Regions from separate parts of the Homo sapiens genome. Here regions 2, 3 and 4 are each linked to region 1. The links are chromatin contacts, found by Hi-C or POLR2A ChIA-PET in ENCODE. All regions are on one chromosome and are shown on one strand. Each heading gives the region's core, a stretch centred on a gene start or an enhancer-like site at or near the end of the contact. The rest is flanking DNA. Distances are from core to core; before and after follow the strand shown. Region 1 holds the start of COA4 (cytochrome c oxidase assembly factor 4 homolog). Region 2 holds the start of RNF169 (ring finger protein 169). Region 3 overlaps P2RY6 (pyrimidinergic receptor P2Y6). Region 4 holds the start of PGM2L1 (phosphoglucomutase 2 like 1).

Evidence for each region. A loop is a pair of places that touch in the nucleus more often than their neighbours do. ChIA-PET counts read pairs that join two places held with the same protein, here RNA polymerase II (POLR2A). Pooled maps may share reads with other maps.
Region 2: a loop to region 1 is called in a pooled map, with 8 times the contacts of the local background. The contact joins the promoter of RNF169 here to the promoter of COA4 in region 1. A Hi-C loop is called at or near these places in 6 of 50 pooled maps. POLR2A ChIA-PET finds 5 or more read pairs at or near these places in 2 of 52 experiments (K562 and WTC11).
Region 3: a loop to region 1 is called in a map with no recorded cell type, with 5 times the contacts of the local background. The contact joins the enhancer-like site here to the promoter of COA4 in region 1. A Hi-C loop is called at or near these places in 1 of 37 single-sample maps with no recorded cell type and 1 of 50 pooled maps. POLR2A ChIA-PET finds 5 or more read pairs at or near these places in 1 of 52 experiments (activated T-cell).
Region 4: a map of CD8-positive, alpha-beta T cell shows a loop between it and region 1 (5-fold over the local background). The contact joins the promoter of PGM2L1 here to the promoter of COA4 in region 1. A Hi-C loop is called at or near these places in 3 of 168 maps with a recorded cell type or tissue (CD4-positive, alpha-beta T cell, CD8-positive, alpha-beta T cell and naive thymus-derived CD4-positive, alpha-beta T cell), 2 of 37 single-sample maps with no recorded cell type and 12 of 50 pooled maps. POLR2A ChIA-PET finds 5 or more read pairs at or near these places in 1 of 52 experiments (GM12878).

The regions. Positions count from the first base shown.
Region 1 is chr11:73,874,477-73,878,417 of GRCh38, reverse strand. COA4 (cytochrome c oxidase assembly factor 4 homolog) reads left to right here and starts at 1,572. Exons shown (of 2, transcript NM_016565.3): 1 at 1,572-1,661. PAAF1 (proteasomal ATPase associated factor 1) reads right to left here and starts at 1,419. Exons shown (of 12, transcript NM_025155.3): 1 at 1,350-1,419. The coding sequence starts at 1,396. RefSeq lists enhancers at 1,182-1,251, 1,272-1,321.
Region 2 is chr11:74,747,191-74,751,131 of GRCh38, reverse strand. It overlaps RNF169 (ring finger protein 169), which reads right to left and starts at 2,283. Exons shown (of 6, transcript NM_001098638.2): 1 at 1,750-2,283. The coding sequence starts at 2,251. RefSeq lists silencers at 1,509-1,608, 1,619-1,878, 1,909-2,058, 2,232-2,452 and enhancers at 1,426-2,019, 2,169-2,258.
Region 3 is chr11:73,287,696-73,291,636 of GRCh38, reverse strand. All of the region lies in intron 1 of P2RY6 (pyrimidinergic receptor P2Y6), which reads right to left. Among named protein-coding and RNA genes, the nearest start is that of P2RY6, 17 kb to the right of the region's middle. RefSeq lists enhancers at 1,753-2,319, 2,871-2,920. Within about 2 kb of position 2,121, at least 28 of the 41 ENCODE cell types and tissues checked have a DNase peak (open chromatin) inside an H3K27ac peak, as active enhancers do.
Region 4 is chr11:74,396,210-74,400,150 of GRCh38, reverse strand. PGM2L1 (phosphoglucomutase 2 like 1) reads left to right here and starts at 1,718. Exons shown (of 14, transcript NM_173582.6): 1 at 1,718-2,100. The coding sequence starts at 1,990. It overlaps MIR548AL (microRNA 548al), which reads right to left and starts at 914; the gene lies at 818-914. RefSeq lists enhancers at 734-1,354, 1,254-1,623, 1,355-1,976, 3,068-3,567, 3,568-3,941.

The DNA.
Region 1 (3,941 bases), core at 323-2,822:
AAGATTCCTTTTATTATTTTAGCACCTGCCCAATCATCCAAATCCTGATCTCTTCACCCTAGCACTTTTAGGGTATAATGGAAAGGGTCTATGCATTTAAGACAGAAAGATCTAGGTTGACAGCAACCCTCTATCATTTGACGAGATGCATGATCTTGGGCAAATTAAGCCTTCTGATTCTGGTGCTGTATTTTCTCATAGGTAGCTAGTGGCACTTCATGTTATTGTTCTTTATTACTTATCACATTCTGTGTACTAGCAACTAGTCTGTATTTTAGCCCACCTAAATTAAGTAAGGTATAAATTTAGTAAGGTGTAAATTTCTTAAATGCAGAAGGCTATGTTTCATTCATCTTCACCATTGTTTCAATTTGAAAAACCCTTATTAGTAGTAGCAGTTGCCAAATATAGCACTGCTATATTCATCCTGAAGCCTAGAGAAATAACTGGAATAGTATAAGATCAATAAATGTTAGATGAATGAATAGTTTGCTGTGTATTCCTAATTAAGACGTCAGCTTTTCTTCTTTTTTGAGATGAGTATCGCTCTGTCACCCAGGCTGGAGTGCAGTGGTGCAATCTCGGCTCACTGCAACCTCCACCTCCTGGGTTCAACCGATTCTCCTGCCTCAGCCTCCCGAGTAGCTGGGATTATAGGCGCCCACCACCAAGCCCGACTAATTTCTGTATTTTTAGTAGAGACGGAGTTTCACCATGTTGGTCAGGCTGGTCTCGAACTTCTGACCTCAACTGATCCACCAATCTCAGTTTTCCAAAGTGCTGGGATTACAGGCATGAGCCACTGCGCCTGGCCTGGATGTCAGCTTCTTGAAGAGCAGGAACCATCACTTATATTTAGAGTATACATCTGAGCTCCACCAAGCATCCAGTATGGGGCCTGGACACAGTATTAGTTTCCTTAATAGTATCGTCCAGTATGCCTAATATAGCATTAGGGGCCTAGGAGAATACAAAGGTTCCATCACATACACAAAGTGGTGGTGAGTACAGAGACTTCTGGAAGTAACTGACGACTAATCAATATTTGCTAAATGACTGCTTGGCCAAAAGCCTTCCTGCCTCCCAGTATCCCTGTCTTTCTCCAACTCACTGATACTAGTTCTGACGCGGGGATCACACAGCTCATGTGCTCCCTTGGCCTAGGGATAGCTTTTCAGAGAATGACCATACGGGTTTGATACTTCTTTTTCCGGACCCTGTTCCCTCCATATCCCTCGACAATTGACGAAGTAACCCCTATTGATATCCTGGACCAGGCATGGCTCTCCTTGACGCAAAGCAACATCCACTACCCGCCTCCTCTGACTCTGTTCTGGGCCTGGATTCACCTGAGGGCTTGCGCCCAGTCGCTCTGAATCCTCAAAGGCGCCGCCATCTCGACCCCGCCTCCACCAGCCCACCTCTTCCGCCCCTTCCCGGAAGTGAGTCCCCGAGAAGCGTGCGGCGAGGACAGAGGTGGGCTCAACACCAAGAGGCCACCAATGAAAACGTGACTTTTTCACATTCCCCGCCCCTTCCGTGTGCACGCTCCCCACGAGGGGCTGGTTCCTGAAAGGATGTACAGAGGATCCCCAACCGCCTGCGAAACCCAAGCCGCCGCGTAGGAGCGTGCGTTCGGGCCCTCTTCTCCCACCTGTTCGGTGAGCATCGCGTACCGCGTTCTTCAGGAGGCGTTGCGGGCACAACGGGGCTGCGATCAGCGGCCGCGCGCGCGCATGCGTCCTCAAAGTTCAAAGTCCTCGATACGCCTGAGGCGCCTCAGGCCTCGTGGCTGCCAGCATTTTTCTGCTTTAAGATCCTTTCCATGACTTCCTTGTTTAGGCCAGCCTCCACGATCCAGCTGCCAACCATCTAGCCTACCCTGATCTCTGAGCAGGGGTCGTCGTCATTTTACTCCAGAGGAGACTGAAGCCAAAAGGTGGTGAGAGGAGAGTACAGCAGCATTTACTGAGTCCTATAGTAGCCCAAGCGCTTTTCATTCGTTATATTAATCTTCATTCTAATTGTGCGAATTAAATATTATTAATGGGAAAACTAAAATGAAAAAGATTACATAGTAAGGCGTAGTGCTGGGATTTGAACACGGATCTCTTGGTTTAGGATCAAGGCACTTTCTATTCCACTGTTCTTTCTCTAAATTATTTGCTCCTGGCCCTATTTAAAGAGTTAACAGTGTATTTAGGAAGAGAAAACTATCATTTATTGAACTCTTTAGACATACCAGCCTCCTTACAAACCTTACCTTTTTTTTTTTCTTTTTTTTTTTTTTTGAGACAGGGTCTCCCGCTGTAACCCAGGCTGGAATGCAGTGGCGTGATCACGGCTCACAGTGTTGCCCAGGCTGGGCGCAAACCATCCTCCCGCCTCAGCCTCCCAGTGTTGGGATTACAGGCGTGAGCCATGGCACCCGGCTTCATCTCTGTGCTTCCAGAGAGGTTATTAAATGATGTGTCCAAGGGCACCAAATGAGGCAGTGACAAAGCTAGGTCCAAGTCTGTTTCAAAGCCCATTTTCTCCCTCTTGCTTAAGTTATACCGCCTCCAAGGCAAATGAGTTGTGTAAAGTGCCTAACTCCCTCTTGTGATTCCCCATTGCCCTCAGAATAAAAAGTCTTAAACTCCCTACTATGTCCTACAAAGCCTTGTGATGATCACTTACTTATATCGCCAGTTTAATATTGTCTTATTCTCACACTGTATTCTCCCATCACTGAACTTTTTTTTTTTTTTGCTCTCATGTGTCAGATTCTATCTCAACCACCTGCTCTTCCATTGACCAAAAATAGTTTTCCCATCTCTGGCTAACTTCTGTTCCATCTGTCAAGTTTCAGCTTGGAAATCACTTCCTCTAGGAAGCCTTCCCTGCCTATTCCTGCCCTTGTCTGGATTAGGCATCCCTCCACTGTGGTCCCAGTCTTTGCTATCTGTACACTGTGTAGTAAACTGCCCTGTTTCCTTGTCTAGGTTGTAAACTCCATGAAGCCAGGAACTTAACTGACTTAGACAGTCTTGAATCCTCAGCACTAGCATAGTGCCTGGTACATGATAGGTACTTAATCATTTGTTGAGTGAATGAGAGACACAGTTAAGGCAATAAGGAGTCCTAGTTGCTTTACAGCCCATCATGGTGAAATTTTTGCAAAGGCTGAAGTCATTTCTCTTCAAACCTTAAGTTCCTTCTGTATGCTGCTTTCTGCTGAGTGTTCTGATGCAGACGGGCAAGACAGTTTGGGCAAATAAATACACCTCACATTTTTGTATAGTTTACAAAGCCATCTCACCTTATAGACCCAGAGGCCAGGTTTCTGCATACTGTATGCTACAGCCACAGTGAACTCTTTCCATCCTTCCCATGTGTCAAAACCTACCCATATTTGGGCACTCTTTCACTTTGTTTGTTTGTTTGTTTTGGAGATGGAGTCTCACTCTGTCACCCAGGCTGGAGTGCAGTGGCACGATCTTTGGCTCACTACAACCTCCGCCCCTTGGGTTAAAGCGATTCTCCTGCCTGAGCCTCCCGAGTAGCTGGGATTACAGGTGCCTGCCATCACGCCCGCCTAATTTTTGTATTTTTAGTAGAGACGGGGTTTCATCATCCCGGCCAGGCTGGTCTTGAACTTCTGACCTTATGATCCATCTGCCTCGGGCTCCCAAATTGCTGGGATTACATGTGTGAGCCACTGCACCCAGCCTCTTTCACTTTTTAAACTTTGTTCTTCAGCATAGAATAAGGCTAGTAGGATAAAAGAAGAAAGGTTATTTATTTGAAACAGGGTCTCACTATGTCACCTAAGCTGGAGTACAGTGGCACCATCATAGCTCACTGCAGCCTTTGAACTCCTGGGCTCAAAGGATTCTCCCTCTTCAGCCTCTTGAGTACCTGGGACTACAAGTGTGTGCCACTATGCCCAGCTAATTTTT
Region 2 (3,941 bases), core at 1,034-3,533, 870 kb before region 1:
CAGGAGGCAGAGGTGGGCGGATCACTTGACGCCAGGGGTTCGAAACCAGTCTGGCCAACATGGCGAAACCCCGTCTCTACTAAAATTACAAAAATTAGCAGGGTGTGGTGGCGCGTGCCTGTGGTCCCAGCTACTGGGCGGAGGCAGGAGAATCGCTTGAACCTGGGAGGCAGAGGTTGCAGTCAGCTGAGAGATTGGCCACTGCACTCCAGCCTGGGAGACAGAGTGAGACTCAGTCTCAAAAAAAAAAAAAAAAAAAAAAAAAACCTTGGGAGGCCAAGGCGGGCGGATCACAAGGTCAGGAGTTCAAGACCAGCCTGGCCAACACAGTGAAACCTCATCTGTACTAAAAATACAAAAAAGCCGGGCGTGGTGGTGGGCGCCTGTAATCCCAGCTACTCGGGAGGCTGCGGCAGGAGAATCGCTTGAACCTGAAGGGGTGGTGCACAGAGGCTGCAGTGAGTGGAGATCGCACCATTACACTCCAGCCCGGGCGACAGTGCGAGACTCCATCTCAAAAAAAAAAAAAAAAAAAAAAAAAAAGGTGAGGGGAGTGACAAGGAACATAGAAAGTAAGATGCAGGTCCCCCTCAACCCCAGGAATAAAATAGCCCAATATCCTAGGACAGTGACAGGTGTCTCTGGCGGCTTGAATCAAAACAGAGTGCATTCTAGAACCTGTGGTTTCTAGAAGCTGCACTTGTATACACAAGCAATGCCTCTCTTTCCTTACCCAAAAAAACACATGGCAGAATTCCCAAAACAGAAGGTACAAATATCTGGCCTTTCGTGATTTATGTTTCTTGAAAATCTCATTCTAGGTAAGCATTTTTTATCAAACAGAGCTGCAGATGTTATGTTGACTGGGTGTGTCCCCAAAAGAATCCTAAGTTATAACAGTCTTATTTTATACAGGGCACTTTGCATTTCAAAGCTCAGAACCGAGGAATAGCAGGCTGCTGGTGTTAGGGGAAAGAAGTTCAAGGCAAGAGTCCTACAACAGACTTTTAATTGCCAGCAAGCCAGTAGGAAACCCATACTGCCAAGGAGATAGAAGCAGCCCCTGCCACCCAACCTTTGTTTCCAAAACTTTTAAACCCAAGCCAGCTTTTCTGTCAGGCACTACTGGACTTAGTAGTACTAGTATTACAAATATAAACGACAGTCACTTACTGCTTCCTCACTATGTGCCAAGTTCTGTGCTAAGCATACATTTTCCAAAATGTATGAAAACAACTGCACAAGTGTGCTCCCAACCCCCTCTGCTCTCGAGTCTGAAAAGCTCCCTTCACATCCTCAAATTCAACCTGTTCCCTAAACTCCGGATTCTCCACACCCTTCACTGACCCTTTCAAGGCCAGGAGCCACATCTCTCCAAGCAATATGACCCCCAAACTCTTCATCCAACATTAAACCAAGCACTTCTCTGATCCAAGGCCCCTCCCACTCCCACACACCAATTCCAACCTGCCCCTAACTTGTTCCAACAATTCTGTTTCCCTCCAAACTTCGGACTTACGTAAGGCACAGGGTGCCCTCACCGCCCCTCCGCATGCAACGTGCCTGTCCTTCACTCTGAAGTTCAAAATTCACAAACACACTGCACCTGGGTAGAGCCCGGGTTCTAATCCCACGAGAACTCTCCACACCCGCCCGAGTAGGGCCCGGGACTCTCCACCCCCTCACCAGGCCGGGCCGGGGCGCGCTCGGCCTCGCTCCAGACCCTAAGGGGAAGTGGGGAAGCTCCACCTGGCTCCGCAGGCGCGGCACGCGGCTCCTGCTCTGGCCTGGGCCCCGCGGCAGCCGCGCCCCCGTCCCGGCGCGGGCGGCAGCGCTCGGGTTGGCTGCGGCGGGCGCACTCGCCCAGCACCTCTGAGTCGGCCTGGCCGTCGTCGCGGGCCCGACGGCGGGCCCAGCCTGGGCCGCGGGCGCGGCAGCGAGGGCAACCCGGGCCCGCCGCGTCGGCGGCGCGTTGGGCGCAGCCTCGGCAAAGCGAGTGGCCGCACGGCAGGGCCGCTGCTTCTCCGGGGGGCTCCAGGCACCCGGCGCAGCCCGATTCCTCCGGCCGCGGCGGCAGCGGCGGCTGCAGCAACGGCGGCGACAACACCAACAGCGAAGGTCCAGAAGCCGGGCCTGGGGCCCCAGTCTTAGCTGCCGCCGTCTCGTCACAGCGGCCCCGCCGGCCCCGCCGACTCAGAGCGGCTGCTGCCGCCGCGGAAGAGGCCCGAGTACTCGGACCTGCAGCCGCCATCTTGTTTCCCGTTTGAAGGGAGAGTCGGTTGCGAGGGAGAAGAGTGGAGGGCGGGGCAGTACGCGCGGTGGGCAGTGCTATCTACATATTCATGAGGGGCGAGGCTTCTGTGAGCCCAAAGAGGGTTCTCCTCAGACCTGATTGGCCAGAGGGGATACTTCATTAATATTTATTAGTTATTCTTTATTATGCGGTCATCAGCCGCACTCTCGAAAAGTCCTTGCAGTTTCCTCTTACTGAACTGAAAGAGGTGGGAACTGAGGGGCTTTACTGGCAATTCTGAACGATGTTAAACTTTGATACACGTACTTATCCTGTAATGCCTTGATAACTGAGGAGAAAGTGAGTGGGGAATATGTGAGTTACTCAGAAACCTGCCTTAGTGTTCATTTGATATGAGGGCCTGAGCTCTCTCCTAAGGATGGGGGTAGCTTTGTGACTGAAACCAGGCCCACCGTGGTAACTAACTGCCAAAAGGAGCAGCCTCTTGTCAATCCTACCTCCTCATCCTCTCTCCCCATGTCCCTTCCTGAAACTGCCCCCCTTGGCTGGTAAAACCACACTTTCCTGGTTTTTTTCCCAGGCTCTTGGCTCCTTCTCAGTCTCCCGTGTTTGGTGCTTCCATGTGGGTGTTCCTCTAGGCTTAGGCCTCAGTCCCCTTCTCACTCTGCGTGCTGCACTGGTCCACATTTTCTTCCCTCAGGAGCTCCCAGATTGCTGTCTGCAGCCCAGGCCTCCTGAGTCCAGCCCTCCATATTCAACTGCCTGATGGAAACATCCTCTTAGATCCCTACATTCCTCATGTACAAAACTAATGTCACTGTCTCCCATCCTCCTTTCAAAACTGCTCTTCTTATTTCCTTCATTCTATGAAAGGTCCCATCCTCCCAGGTACTCAAGCTCCAAACCTAGTCATCTTGAACTTCTTCCTTATCTCCCACAAACCATCAGTTATTTAGTCCTGTCAATTCCACTATCAAAATGACTATTTCCCCACCTCTTCATCCCATTCCCACTGCCCAATTCAGGTCTAATCATCTCTCATCTAGATTACTGCAGTAGCTGCTATAGATTGATTGTCTCCCCTCTCCCAACCTCTTTTCTAATCCATCCTCCACACTCTTCGAGTTGCTTCCTATAGGCCAGCTCTGACCGTGTCACTCCTGCTTGAGCTAGGGAGAGGTGCTTGGACTTTGATGCTAGTGCCCTTTCTAGATGCAGAGGTTCCAGGAGAAAGAATGACCCCTCTCTAATGGAAAGGTGGTTCTGCTACAGTAGTTCTCCCATTCTTTGCTTTCTTTGCCCTGGGATAGATTTGGAGCAGGGCAAAGAATGGGAAGCATTAAATAAATGGCATTTCTTAGTGGAAACCTTTATAGGATAACACGAGTTTTGTAAAGAGAGAAAAATAAAAAAGCAACATAGGCTGGGGGCGGTGGCTCACGCCTGCACTTTGGGAGGATGAGGCAGGCAGATCGCTTGAGCTCAGGAGTTAAAGACCAGCCTGGGCAACATGGTGAAACCCCATCTCTACAAAAAATACAGAAATTAGCTGGGCATGGTGGCACTCACCTGTACTCAGGAGGCTGAGGCAGGAAGATCACTGGAGTCCATGAGGTTAAGGCTGCAGTGAGCCGTGATGGCACCACTGCATTCCAACCTGGACAACAGAATGAGACATTGTCTCAAA
Region 3 (3,941 bases), core at 872-3,371, 590 kb after region 1:
GAGGAACAGAGTGGGAACCCAAAGTTTGGATCACACTGAGAAAAATCAGGTTTGAACTTCTGGTAAACACTTGGTCAGTTGTGCACAGGTTGAGCACCTAGTGCTTGCTCAGGCCTGTGCTAAGAGGTCACTTCTGCCAGCTGAGTGTGGACCTCCTGGTTGGATTTGACCTGTGCTGTGGCCCAGGAGAGCAAGGTGGCCTTCAGCTCAGCAGCCAGTCCTTTGCTGGGTCCCTGGGACAACCTCCCGTACCCACTCCCAGCAGGGCGGGTCACTGTCCCAGGAATGGGAACAGCTCTGAGGACTCCTGGGAGGTGTTGGCCCCAAGGCAGGGCAGGGCAAGGCTTGGGTAAGAAGCCTAAGTGGTCTCAGTCCCTGCAACCTGGATGGATGGGAAACACAAAGCTGTCCCTATCATGCCTTATCCACCCAGACGTGCAGATCTGGAGACCCCTAATCCCACCGCTCTGCTCAGATAAGAGCACTTGGACTAACCTCAGAGGGGAAGGAAAGGCTCATGGGGTCCCACTTGACAGATGGAGAAAGAAACTAAGGCCAGCTGCCCCTTCCTCACCCTCTTCTCAGGGGTTCAAGGACATACAAGAGGCCTGGCCTGGCACCTCAACAACCACTGAGTACCCATTACCCACCGGCCTTTTAGTTCTTTGCCTTCCTAACAGAGTCTAGGTTTGAGGGCCCTCAGGACCTTGGAACCACAGCATCCTAGGGCTTGGGACTTCAAAGAATCTAAGGATGACTGAATCGGAGCCAAGGAACTGCCTTGCTCTCACCGGGCCTTAGCTTTGCCCATGGACCTGGCTAGGCCTAGAGGAGGGGGCAGGGCCCGGGAGGGAACACTCAGGTCTGAGGGGTCATGGGTGCACCTGGGAGGGAGTAACCTGCAAAGCTCATGGAGAAAGCATGTCCATTGCTGGGCACTGAAGGGCCAGAGGGACCTGGACACATAACAAGGCTGAAGAGGGCATCGCAGACAGGAGGCCCAGTGTGGGCAAAGGCACAGAAGTGGGGAATGAGCTTAACCTCTGTGAGAAATAAATAAATACAGAAGCCAGAGCAATGGATGAGCTCTGCAAAGAGGGGGCCTCAGATGGGAGGCCTGAGAGGGGCTGGCCCATCATGAACCTCCAAGGCAGAGCCTTCTTCTGGCAGAGATCCTCCCTCTTTGGCCTCCCAAAGTGTTGGGATTACAGGCATGCACCACTGTGCCCAGCCAGTCTCCCTCCTTCCCTTCTTTCTTTCTCTTTCTTTCCTTCTTTCTTTCTTTCTTTCTTTCTTTCTTTCTTTCTTTCTTTCTTTCTTTCTTTCTTTCTTTTCTTTCTTTCTTTCTTTCTTTCCTTCCTTTCTTTTCTTTCCCCCTCTCTCTCTCTGACTCTCTCTTTCTTTCTTTCTTTTTTTGACGGAGTTTCACTCTTGTTGCCCAGGCTGGAGTACAATGGCACGATCTCGGCTCACTGCAACTTCCGCCTCCCAGGTTCAAGCGATTCTCCTGCCTCAGCCTCCCAAGTAACTGGGATGTACAGGCATGTGCCACCACACCAGACTAATTTTGTACTTTTAGTACAGATGGGGCTTCTCCATGTTGGTTAGGCTGGTCTCTAACTCCCGACCTCAGGTGATCCACCTGCCTCGGCCTCGCGAAGTGCTGGGATTACAGGCGTGAGCCACCGTGCCTGGCCAGTATTGTTTCTTAAATGCCTATTCTGTGCCAGATGTTTTATCTGCAGTTCTGGGCAATTTGGTGGGGGGTGGATTATTCCCTCCCCTTTATAGACGAAGAAACTAAGGCTCAGGAAGGGCCAGTGAGTTTTCCAAGCTATCCCAGCCAGGTGGCATTTCAACATGTTCTTCTTGACCCTAAGGCCCCCTTCTCCATTGTTCCCCCCAAAATCGGAGCTTGGATGCTCAGATCAGGGGATTCCCAGGGGAGTTAGGTCTTCCCTGCATTGAGACCCTGTAGCCATGAGATGGCGCCAGAGGACAGCCAGCCCCGTTCCGTCACACAGCCAGGGAGGGGTGAGGGCAAGGCTGGTCTGCCCACAGTGGGGGGCCTCCCCTCGGGGCTGGCACTGAGCAGCCTCCGGACTGGGTTTCCAGTCTCAGTTCCTCTTGACCCACTCTCCAACCTTCCTTCCACTCACCCTCCCCAGATGAGCTGAAGCTCTCGTTCTCAGGTCCTCACCCTGGTCGATGTGGTCACAGGAGCCACTGGGGACGTGGCAGGGACGACAGGGTCAGCACCACGCCCTGTCTGTCTGACATAGAGGCCCTGGCCTCAAGCATCCACCGCCCATCTCCACCCGGGTACACCTTTGGCAAAACACGGCAGCCCCTCCCCTCACAGCAGAGACAGCCTCTTCCAGTTTCCTTTTTTCAGTTCAGGCGACAACCATGGGGTCAGTTCTAGAGCAGGAGCGACTCAGTATGGACATAGGAAGAAATGACAAGGGGCCTAGCCCTTCAGGCTGCGTAGATCCTATGGTCTCAGGATAAACTTTACATGACCCCACAGCCTCCCCAATCCCCTGAGGCCTTCATATCTAGCATGGATGAGGGGACCTGTTGGCCAAAGGCAGGAGCTGGAAGCCTGAGTCACTGTCTGCCAGCCAGCTGAGGCAGGAACCAGCTCAGACCAGGCTGGATGTGGAAGAGGCTTCCTAACCTTGGCCTGCCTGCCTGCTGGGAAATAAAGGCCTGGAAACCCCCTTGCTTGGCCCCTGGCCGGTGAGTTAGCAGAAAGGGCACAGGATGTCAGGGGTCAAGAGTTCGCTTCCTTCCCCTGAGGAGTCAGACAGGCTGGGATCGACCACCAACTTGCTGTGTGACCTAGGGAGAGCCACCTACCCTCTCTGAGCCTGGGTAAACAGGGCTACTTATGGTACCTACCTACTATACAGGGTCACTATACCCTCTGTGCCCCAGTCATCAACCCAATCCTGACTCTGGGCAGCCTCTAGCCTGAAGCAGGGTTGCCCCTGGAGCCCACCTGAGGCCAGCTTGAGGCCAGATTCCTAAAGCCAGTGCCTCCCTGGCACCCAGAAGACAGAGGGCCGGAAGCAGAGTCCTCTCACCTGGAGGAGTTCTGGTCCTACCTGTGGCATCTGGCTGGCTACAGAAGGACAAACCTGGCAGAAGGGAACGTGGAAGGCAGGGACCCTGATTTTTCTACTCCTTTCCCACTTCCCCTTCTCAACCTCCCACTCAACAGGAATTAAAGCTAAAACTGAAACAGCCATTTTCAGTGAAAGGAAGAGGAAGCTGCAGCTTTGGGGAATTTGAGGGTTGGGGCTGCTTCCTTTGGTTTCTCTCCAGCCTCTTCAAGCTTAGCAAAGATGGAACTTGCATCTCCCAAGACCCCACTATGTATGAGGGGCCCCAGTTGCCGAAGAGTGCACCCACAAGTCCCACCACAACCTGGACACATGTATTCATTGAGCACTAACGATGCACCAAGCATTGTGCAAAATGCTTGATGTGCCGTGTCTCATTCACTCTTCACAACTACTGTTTCCACTTTACAGATGAGGTGACTGAGGCATAGCAAAGTTAGCAAGAGGTTCTTTCTTGGGAATGTGAATGAAGAGGGTTAGAGACCACGCGGCCCCGGTGGGCACAGGGCTGAGAGGTCAAGGGCAGCCCTGAGACTGAGGAACTGTGTGGATAGCACAGAGGCCCAGGGAGCAGCTGTGACAGGGCAGCCCCCGGTGAGCAGAGGGACGGCCTGTGGTGCCCAGCCTGTATAAGTCCACGCCTATAGGGCCACTGCACCTCCCACCCAGTGCTCCAGGAGATCCCCAGGGCCTCCTAAAAAACTCTCCCCTGGAGCTAGTGGGAGAAGCTCTCTGTGCCTTGCCTGGACAACCAGGCTGTCCCATTTGTTTGTCTCCTTGTGGGAGAGGCCACTTGGTTCTCCCTTTGAGAAG
Region 4 (3,941 bases), core at 469-2,968, 520 kb before region 1:
TGTCTCCTCAGATGTTACTTCTCGAAGTGAACAATTATATAGATTCTTGTAGCCTCAGCTCCTACCATAATGCTTAGCAGAGAGTAAATGTTTAATATGTATCATGGATAATAATGGTGATGGTAGTGGAAGATGAATTTCTCTCCAGGACACGTGACTGTTGCCCAGGCCTTGTGTGATTAAAAGAACAAGAGTCCTGCTGACTCCACAAAAGAAACAATCGTTAGCAAAAACTGCAACTCCCAACTATGGCACGTTTTTCAGAAACTGGTACCACAATCCTTTTGTACCTTGGTAGTTTGAATTTTATTATGGTAAATGGCACTTTAAAGGAAATAAAGTAATACTTTGAACTTAATATGTCTTTTATCTGTGAACCTCAAAGCAGCCTAATGCCATTTATTAAGTTACTGTACAGCCATGATGTAAATATTATCATACCTTCCTTACAAAAAAGCTGACTAGGGAAAGAGTTGTAATGTACTTGCCCAAAATCATAGCCATTCTAAGAAGGCCAAACCAAGAAACGGAGGAGTAGCTAGGTGGCTGACAGGTCAGCACTTCTCAGCATTTCCCAGACCTCAACTTAGGTGAGCTTTCCATAGGAGAGACGGCTAAGAAGTAACGGAAGACTATTTCAATTTGGGTGAACCAATTTCCTTTTCCTCCGTATTCCCATTACCATTGCTCTTGGTATCTTGTGATGCTTATACATTCTTATATTTAGGTTAAATGCCGACCATCTTCCCTCAACAACTTCCTTATCTATTTTCCAGTAATCTTGTTCTCCCTACCTCCTAGTTTACTATAGCAGCAGAGATATTAGATTGGTACAAAAGTCATTGCCGTTTTTGCCATTACTTTTAATGCCATTATTTTTAATGGCAAAAACAGCAATTACTTTTGCACCGACCTAATAAAATAACTGCCAGCTGAGGGGATCTGAAATGAGATTGGAACCCTAGTTTGACCGCTCACGAACTCGGCCTCTTAGGAGAGGTGTCTCAGGGAGTCAGTTTCTTCTTTGTGTGTGAAACGGAAAAGGACTACGCCCCTGTACCTTACTGAGGGATTGAGGCGATAGAACGCGATTCGTAAACTGCACAGCACTAAACGGATACCACTTTGTCCCCTTACTATGTCATTCCTTGTTTAATTTAATGCCAGGGCCACACAGCGCAGCATAACTAATAGGGATAGGGCGTGTCTGTAGGGAACTACCTCGAGGTAGATCTTTTTCTTTTGAGGAAAGGGGGAACGCGGAGCTGCTGGGAGTCGTAGTCTCGGCGGCGGTCTCCGCTGAGCTCAGACAAAGGAAAGAACTACAACTCCCGTGAGGCAGTGCGCGGACAGCTCGCACTGCCCCTCCTCCCCCAACCGGCGCGTGCCCCCAAGAGAAACTGGGGGCCTGCGCGCGCGCTGGGGACCTGCAGGGCAAGCGCAAAGGCAGCTTGCTAGTGGTAGCCGTGAGAGCAGATCGAGGAAAGGAGACCCTTGGCAAATTAAAAAATAAAAAGAACCGTGCACTATTGCCTCACCACCCGGACGGGCTGTAAACCCCCACTACTTCGGAGGCGTGGGGAGCGCGCTCCCGGGCTCCAGTCTAGAACTTCGGGGACTTAAATCAGCAAGGGCGGGAAGGGGCGGGGCCTAAGGCGCGGGGCGGGGCCGTAGGCGGGGCGGGCGGCGGCGGCGGCGGCGGAGCCAGGACCCAGACATCTGGGACTGTTGTTCTCTCGCGGCGCGACCGCCTCAGTCACTTCGCCCAGAGACCCGGACCTGGTCCGCTGGGGAGCAGGCGGCCATAAACCCCCTCTCTCCCGGTTCCCTGACGCCGCGGCAGGAGCTGTTACGAACACCCTGCGGTTGGTCTCCGATGCCCTTCAGTGAGGTGGGGACGCCTGGACCCTGGTGAGCGAACCCCAAGCCACCCCCCACCCCAACTCAGTGTCTTCGCCGGCCCCCGGCCCGTACGCCTGTCTGGTCGCCATGGCTGAAAACACAGAGGGGGATCTGAACTCCAACCTGCTCCACGCCCCCTACCACACCGGGGACCCTCAGCTGGACACGGCCATCGGGCAGTGGCTCCGCTGGGATAAGGTGGGTACCTGGTCAGCCCGGCAAACGCCGTCGCCTCCCCCACACAGTCTGCTCTTTCCTGTGCCCACCCAGCGCCCCGCGGGCTGCAGAGGAGATGGCTCGGGACACCGAGCGGGGGGCAGCGGAGCAGGGCGTTGCCACCCACCTATGCGTGGGGTTGCTCCTTCGGACTGCCAGAGCCGGGCGGCAACATCTGCATCGCTTCCTTCTGCAGTGCTCTCAATTGTAACCTCCCTTCCTCTTCTTTACCCTCTTTCCTTTCAAGTGCTGTCTTCCCTCTTTCTTCAAAAAAAAAAAAAAAAAAATCATCATCATTGTAAGTTATACCCTAAACAACGATTTCCTTTCCCTTTTTCTCCCTTGACTTCCTTCTCCACATACCTGAAAGTGGTTTCTGGCACCCTTACTGGGCGTTTCTAACCGCTATCCGCTTTAGTTCTGGTCTGGTGTGTTTCCTCCTTCTGTCGCTAGGTAGTTGCTGGCCTTTTATCACTCCCTGGTATTGTCTAGTATCACCTTTTGCTGTTGGGAAAGGCAAGGCGCTTACCTCTTCTTTCTCCTGCTGGCAGCTATTTTCTGGAATTAATCTGTTCAAGGAATCGTGTTTTCCAGGTTTCATGTGGTACTCTTAATACAGGATTGTTTTTGCCTTAACCATTACTTCTCTACCAACACCTCCCCACCCACCCTCCGCCCCCACCTCCAAGTTGTGGTGGTAATTAAACCTCGTGCGGGCATTTGGGATGAATTTGTGACAATCAGAATTAAAATGCAGCTATCTTACTTGTAAAAGAGGTCCCTGGTAGCTCCAACAGAGGAAGATAATCCAAGCTTTTGCTTTGTCAAGTGCGTAAAATACCTTTGTTGAAGTAGAGAAGGCAGCACATTTAAAATGGAATTAATGACACTGAATTAAGGAATTTGTATGGTAGTATGTGACATTATGTTGTACAAATGAATTTCCTTAAGGCTTCACTTTCTGAAAGTTTTGTTTTTACTTTATTCATTCATTCATTCAGCAAAAAAATATTGAATGCTGAGTGCGTGTTTTAGGTCTTGTTAGACCCAGGAAATACTTGTGAGGAAAATAGAAAGGGTTCCTGCCCTCAACAAGCCTCAGTTAGCAGATGAGGAAGACCAACAAATAAGCAACTACAATGAGGTATTTGGTGTTAATTGGTCATATGTATATTGGACGAATAATTCTTCCTCTACAGTCTAAACTAATGCTTCTCAAACCTTAATGTGCTTATAGATCACCTGGGGATCTTGAAATACAAATTCTGATTCAGGAGGCCTGGGGTGGGGCCTTGGATTCTGCCTAAGAATGAATTTCCGGCCGGGCGCCGTGGCTCAGGCCTGTAATTCCAGCACTTTGGGAGGCCGAGGCGGGTGGATCACGAGGTCAGGAGATCGAGACCATCCTGGCTAACATGGTGAAACCCCGTCTCTACTAAAAATACAAAAAATTAGCCGGGCGCGGTGGCGGGCGCCTGTAGCCCCAGCTATTCGGGAGGCTGAGGCAGGAGAATGGCTTGAACCCGGGAGGCGGAGCTTGCAGTGAGCGGAGATCGCGCCACTGCACTCCAGCCTGGGCGACAGAGCGAGACTCCGTCTCAAAAAAAGAAAAGAAAAGAAAAAAAAAGAATGAATTTTCAGGTGATACTAATGCTGCTGGTCTGTGGACCACACTTGGAGTAGCAAGACTTTTTGTTCTCTTTAGGTGCCAGTTTTAACTGTACTTTTCCTAATGAGTCTCCTGATTGATTTTTTTTTTTTTTTTTAAACAGGGTCTCACCGTGTTGTCCAGGCTGGAGTGCAGTGGCGCGATCTCCGCTCAC